2 separate regions of the Homo sapiens genome follow, and region 2 is linked to region 1. Evidence: read pairs that join two places in POLR2A ChIA-PET (ENCODE). Cell type or tissue: endothelial cell of umbilical vein. All regions are shown on one strand. Links, peaks and the distances in the headings refer to the core of each region. The heading gives the core; the rest is flanking DNA. Region 1 overlaps LOC124902945 (a long non-coding RNA gene). Region 2 overlaps BAZ2A (bromodomain adjacent to zinc finger domain 2A).

Region 1 (2,913 bases), core at 164-2,663:
TTAGACATTGCTGGTGGGAATGTGAACTAGTACAACTTCTATGGAAAACAGTATGCAGATTTTTCAAAAAACTAAAAGTAGAACTGCCATTCGACCCAGCAATCCCACTACTGGGTATTTACTCAAAGGGGAAGAAATCAGTACATTAAAAAGACACCTGCACTAGTATGTTTATCACAGCCCTATTCACAATAGCAAAGACATGGAATCAACCTAAGTGTCCATCAACGAATAAAAGGATAAAGAAAATGTGGTATATATACACAATGGAATACTATTTGGCCATAAAAAGGAATGAAATTATGTCTTTTGCAGCAATGTGGATGGAACTGGAGATCATTATTTTAAGTAAAACAATCGAGGCACAGAAAATCAAATATTGCATGTTCTCACTCATAATGTGAGTGCTAAAAGATGTGTACACATGGATGTGGAGAGTGAAATGGTAAACAGTGAAAACTTGGAAGGAAGAGGGAATGGGAGAGGAGTGGATGATGAGAAATTAGTCAATGGGTACAATGCATGTTATGCTTGTGGTGGATACCCTAAAAGCCCTGGCTTGACCAACATGCAACCTATTCATGTAACAAAACTGCACATGTACCACATCAATCTGTACAAATAAATATTTAAAAACAAAAAACAAAAGAAAAGAAACTGAGATTCAGAAAGGTTAAGTGACCTGCCCAAGATCACACAGCTACCAAGTGGTGGAAAAAAGTGTCAAAAACAGGTCTGACTCAAAAACTGGTGTTATCTCCACAGTGTCTCGTGAAGGGCCGGTGAAGAGGGAAGAACTGAGCAGAGAGAGCCAAGGACAGGGTAGTGGGGCACAGGCTTTGAGGAGCCTGGAAAGCTCCTAATCTGGTACTTCTGGGCAAACCAGATTCCTCTCTAGCTTGGGGAAGCTGGTGGCAGGAGGGCAGAACAACCTCCACGACTAGACTTGGCTTCCTGACTCAGTGGCCTTCTGGAAGTTCACACTGTGGACGCGAGTGCAATTACTGCCAAATCCCTCAGCCTTAACCTGTCCACAAAGCACCTGCCTCCACCCCATAAGCCAGGCACGTGGGTTGATCCCTGGGACAGCCTGCCTCACCCCTTCTGCCAGGGTCCAAGCACAGCCCTTTGCCTAACCTGACCCTGGAAAGTCGTCTGCCTTTATCTCTGCCTCCCAATACCTCCTCCCTGGTACCTTCCTTCCTTTCTGATTGTTGATCGCAAAATCTTGTCTACACTTTTTTGGGGAAAAAAAGTGGGGCGGGGAGGAAAAAGAGTAAATTTCCAGGAATTGTTTCACTGCTGCTGTTTCTGCTGCATAGGGCAAAGCTGCTGGCCTGCTCCTTTTGCCCAGGTTGGCGAGGAGCCTGGCCTCCTGCTCCTCCCTCTTTCTCTTCCTCCCAGTCTCTCTCTTTCCAGCTGCACCCCACCCCCTAAAAAGCCCCACATGAAAACTGCAGAGCTATCACTTATTTCTTCCTGAGGGAGGAGCTTTCCCTCTGAGCCTCTGCCAGAAGGAACCACCATCACTTCCTCTTTCTACAAATACACATTGGGTGACAGGAATAGGTGGGAGAAGGCAGCAGGTAGAGGTGAGGCTGCAGGGGGGATGTCTCCATATGGGAAGGACAATTCAGAGACCCAGGAGACAGGAGCCACTAAAGGGCAGTCTTGTGAGGAACGGAAGTGGTCACAGATGTGGCCATCTGGAGAGGACAAAGACCAGACCAGGGCCTTCCTTGGAGGGTGCTTGATCTAGGACAGGCTTCATTTGCATGGGTCAAAAGCATGTAGTGGGAAGGGGAAATTCTCAGAAGGCTCCTTACTGAAGAAAAATATCAATGGGATAGAAACTAAGACCCTAAAGGGAGAGAATAAGAGCAAAACTAACTGAAAAATCGAAGTAAGCCACATTTCACACTGTCATGGTTCATCATGATGGTTTTTTGTTTTTGTTTTGTTTTGTTTTTTTGAGACAGAGTCTCACTCCACGGCCCAGGCTGGAGTGCAGTGGCGTGATCTCAGCTCACTGCAACCTCCGCCTCCTGGGTTCAAGAGATTCTCCTGCCTAAGCCTACTGTGTAGCTGGGATTACAGGCATGCACCACCACGCCTGGAATTTTTGCATTTTTAGTAGAGACAAGGTTTTACCATGTTGGCCAGGCTGGTCTCGAATTCCTGACCTCAGGTGATACACCTGTCTCAGCCTCCCAAAGTGCCAAGATTACAAGCATGAGCCACCTAGCCTAGCCCATTATTTTTTTTTTTTTTTTTTTTTTTTAGGAGATGGGATCTAGCTCTCTAGATCCCATCACCCAGGCTTCAGTGCAGCAGGGTGATCATGGCTCACTGCAGCCTTGAATTCCTAGTCTCAAGCGATCCTCCCACCTCGGCCTCCCAAATACAGACTGTACCACCACAACTGGCTATTTTATTTTTTGTAGAGATGGGGGTCTCATCTTGTTGCCCAGGCTGGTCTCAAACTCCTGGGCTCAAGCAGTCTTCCCACTTCGGCCTCCCAAAATGCTGGGATTACTGGTGTGAGCTACTGCACCGGCCATGATAGATTTTGTGATCTTGGAGTGATCTGATATGTAAGTGGAAGGTTTAAGAAAACTACAAAACTACAAAATGAAAAATATTCCCTTCCATGGAGATAAATGGTGCTGATGGTTGCACAGCAGTGTAAATGCACTTAGCGCCACTGAATTGTACACTTAAAAATGGTTAACGTGGTAAACCTTACATATATTTTACCATAATAAAAGAATCAGTGAGCAAACTTTTAAAAAATGTTCTCTTTGAGTGGATAAAGAAAATGTGGTGTGTGTGTGTGTATATATATATATATATATATGGGAATATTACTCAGCCATGAAAGGAAATGAAGTACGGATGCATGCTCCAAAGTGA
Region 2 (2,913 bases), core at 163-2,662, 370 kb before region 1:
GAGGGGAGAGAGAGGGAAAAAAAATACTGGCGGTTAAACAAGGTTATGTCACCTGGAATCTTCCAGGGGCAATGACCCCTCCCCTCCACCTACTTACCCTTCTCCTACCTAAGTACTGTGTGAGGGAAGGTACAGAATAAGAAAAGAGAAGGAGAAAATATGCCTCTAGCCTGAGCAATGAACCTATGAAAACAGTCTTTTAAAGCCAGCTTTGTAGATTAAAAAACAAAGCAAGTTAGCGAGAAAAACCAAGATACAAACCTGGAGGAGTCTTCCCTCTGTGTAAGCCCCACTCAGCCCAGGTTACCCTTCTATATTAGATATTAGCCTCTACTGTACCACTTAACATTCTCCATCCTTTTGTTTTTATCCCCAAGGTAAAGTCTCCCTCCCAGGCCCACAAAAGGTTCTCAAAGCCATCTTTTTGACAGAAAAGCATATTTGATAAACACTCTTTGTTTCATTATTAAACTTGAGCTAAACATAATTTCTAATTATCCTATCCATAGCCCTAGATATCTCAAGATAGTAGTTACATTAGTAAAGGGATTTGAAAAGGAGAATACATTTCAGGAAGGTGATCATAATGGCAAACCTCGAATCATCCAGCAATACTTCTACTCTTTATGCTCCCCAAGAACACAGGTCAGAAAAATGTCAGCAGTGGAAAATTGATTAAATATGAGGGTATCCCAAAAAATATTATTCTGTTATGTCTATTATGGTTATTTCCTAATGTTTTAGTTTTGTGGCTTAAATATAAAGAAACGGTCACAGGGAAAATAAAATAGCAAGATACTTATATTTGTAAAGTGCAATGGCTCATTGAGGTATGGCTAAAAAGTTTTTCACCCTTTCTGAATACTACTAAGAATGATAAGAAGCCCTTGATCAGAATGAATTTAACTTTGACAGAGGAAAGGAAAGAAAGCAAGCAGAAGCCAGAATTATTGGTAAACTCTAACATATCAATCGGATTCTTGTGACATCCTAGTGCATACCAACTTGATATGTGAGAAACATAATCTGTCTTGATACAGAAAAAGCAACTCCTTGAATTATGTTACTACATTTTAAAAAAGAGAAGAATTCAGGCCAGGTACGGTGGCTCACCTGAGGTCAGGAGTTCGAGACCAGCCTGACCAACATGGTAATACCCTGTCTCTACTAAAAATACAAAAATTAGCTGGGTGTGGTGGCAGGCACCTGTAATCCCAGCTACTCAGGAGGCTAAGGAAGGAGAATCGCTTGAACCCGCAAGGCAGAGGTTGCAGTGAGCTGAAATTGCGCCATTGCACTCCAGCCTGGGCGACAAGAGTGAAACTCCATCTCAAAAAAAAAAGAATGAATACACTGGTTAAGTACATATATGATGAGGCCTGGCATAGTGGTTCACACCTATAATCCCAATACTTTGGAAGCCAAAGCAGGAGGACTATTTGAGGCTAAGAGTTTAAGACCAAGCTGGATAACATGGCGAGAACCGATCTCTACAAAACATTTTAAAAGTAGCAGGGTGTGAAGGCCAGGCACGGTGGCTCACACCTGAAATCCCAGCACTTTGGGAGGCCGAGGCTGGCGGATCACCTGAGGTCAGGAGTTCAAGACCAGCCTGGCCAACATGGTGAAACCCTACCTCTACTAAAAAATACAAAAATTAGCTGGGCGTGGTGGCAGGCACCTGTAATCCCAGCTGCTCGGGAGGCTGAGGCAGGAGAATTGCTTGGACCTGGGAGACGGAGGTTGCAGTGAGCGGAGATCATGCCATTGCACTCCAGCCTGGGGGACAAGAGCGAGACTTCATCTCAAAAAAAAAAAAAGGAGCAGGGTGTGGTGGGGCACACCTGTGGTCCTAGCTTACTCGAGAGGCTAAGGCAGAAGGATCACTTGAGCCCAGGAGGTCGAGGCTGCAGTGAACCATGATCATGCCACTGCACTCCAGCCTAGGTGACAGAGCATGACCCTGTCTCAAAAAAAAAAAAAAAAAAGAAAAGAAAAGAATATATATGCCCACTGGCCAAAGTCTGCAAGAGTTACATTCATAAATATGCTACATTACTAAAATTAGACACCATTAGTATAAATGTGAATATAACATAAGTCTGAGCATGATATATAAACCCTGCATAGTATGTGGGAATTGTCTGTATCTTAATCAATTTTAACTGAAATTTTAAAAATAAAAATAGGCCAAGCATGGTGGCTCATGCCTGTAATCCTAGTGCTCCAGGAGGCTGAAGCAGGAAGATCACTTGAGGTCAGGAGATCAAGACCAGCTTGGGAAACATAGCAAGGCTCTGTCTCCACAAAAAATAAAAAAGTTAGCTGAGCATGGTGGTTCCTGCCTGTAGTCTCAGTTGCTCAGGAGGATGAGGCAGGAAGATTACTTGAGCCCAAAAGTGCAAGTCCAGCCTATGCACCATAGCAAGACCCCATCTCTAAAAACTAAAAGCAATGTGCATTTGTTGATTTAAGGGAAAAAGTTTTTAGGACTTACTTATCTCCCATATAGGATATCTCATCTTTAGTCTAAATAGGGGTGTCCAATCTTTTGGCTTCCCTGGACCACACTGGAAGAAGTGTCTTGGGCCACACATAAAATACACTAATGAGAGCTGATGAGCTTTAAAAAAAAAAAAAAAATCACAAGAAAATCTCCATGTTATCTTTTAAGAAAGTTTACAAATTGGTATTGGGCCAGATTCAAAGTTGTCCTGGGTGGGCTGGACAAGCTTGCTCTAAATTAAGTAGCAGACCTAAACCTGCCATGCATCAGTGAAAAAATGGAGTCTTTATAGTGAAAAGACCCCAGGTTAGCCAGGCATGATGGTGAGCAGCTGCAGTCCCAGCCACTTGGGAGGCTGAGGCAGGAGGATTGTTTGAGCCTGGGAAGCAGAGATTGCAGTGAGCCAA

Evidence for each region. Peaks named below come from ENCODE experiments on the same cell type or tissue, not always from the same donor. Only the 100,000 strongest peaks of a DNase experiment are listed, where the experiment ranks them.
Region 2: POLR2A ChIA-PET joins it to region 1 with 6 read pairs; 5 of 35 experiments call an interaction of 5 or more read pairs at or near these places.

Annotation. Positions count from the first base shown.
Region 1 is chr12:56,990,143-56,993,055 of GRCh38, forward strand. All of the region lies in intron 2 of LOC124902945 (a long non-coding RNA gene), which reads right to left. Among named protein-coding and RNA genes, the nearest start is that of ACKR5, 2.9 kb to the right of the region's middle. RefSeq lists a cis regulatory region at 1,012-1,826. In endothelial cell of umbilical vein, for the core only: no CTCF peak of the experiment used is centred there; a DNase peak (open chromatin) is centred at 1,349; H3K27ac peaks cover 266 bases.
Region 2 is chr12:56,617,539-56,620,451 of GRCh38, forward strand. All of the region lies in intron 1 of BAZ2A (bromodomain adjacent to zinc finger domain 2A), which reads right to left. Among named protein-coding and RNA genes, the nearest start is that of BAZ2A, 11 kb to the right of the region's middle. In endothelial cell of umbilical vein, for the core only: no CTCF peak of the experiment used is centred there; no DNase peak of the experiment used is centred there.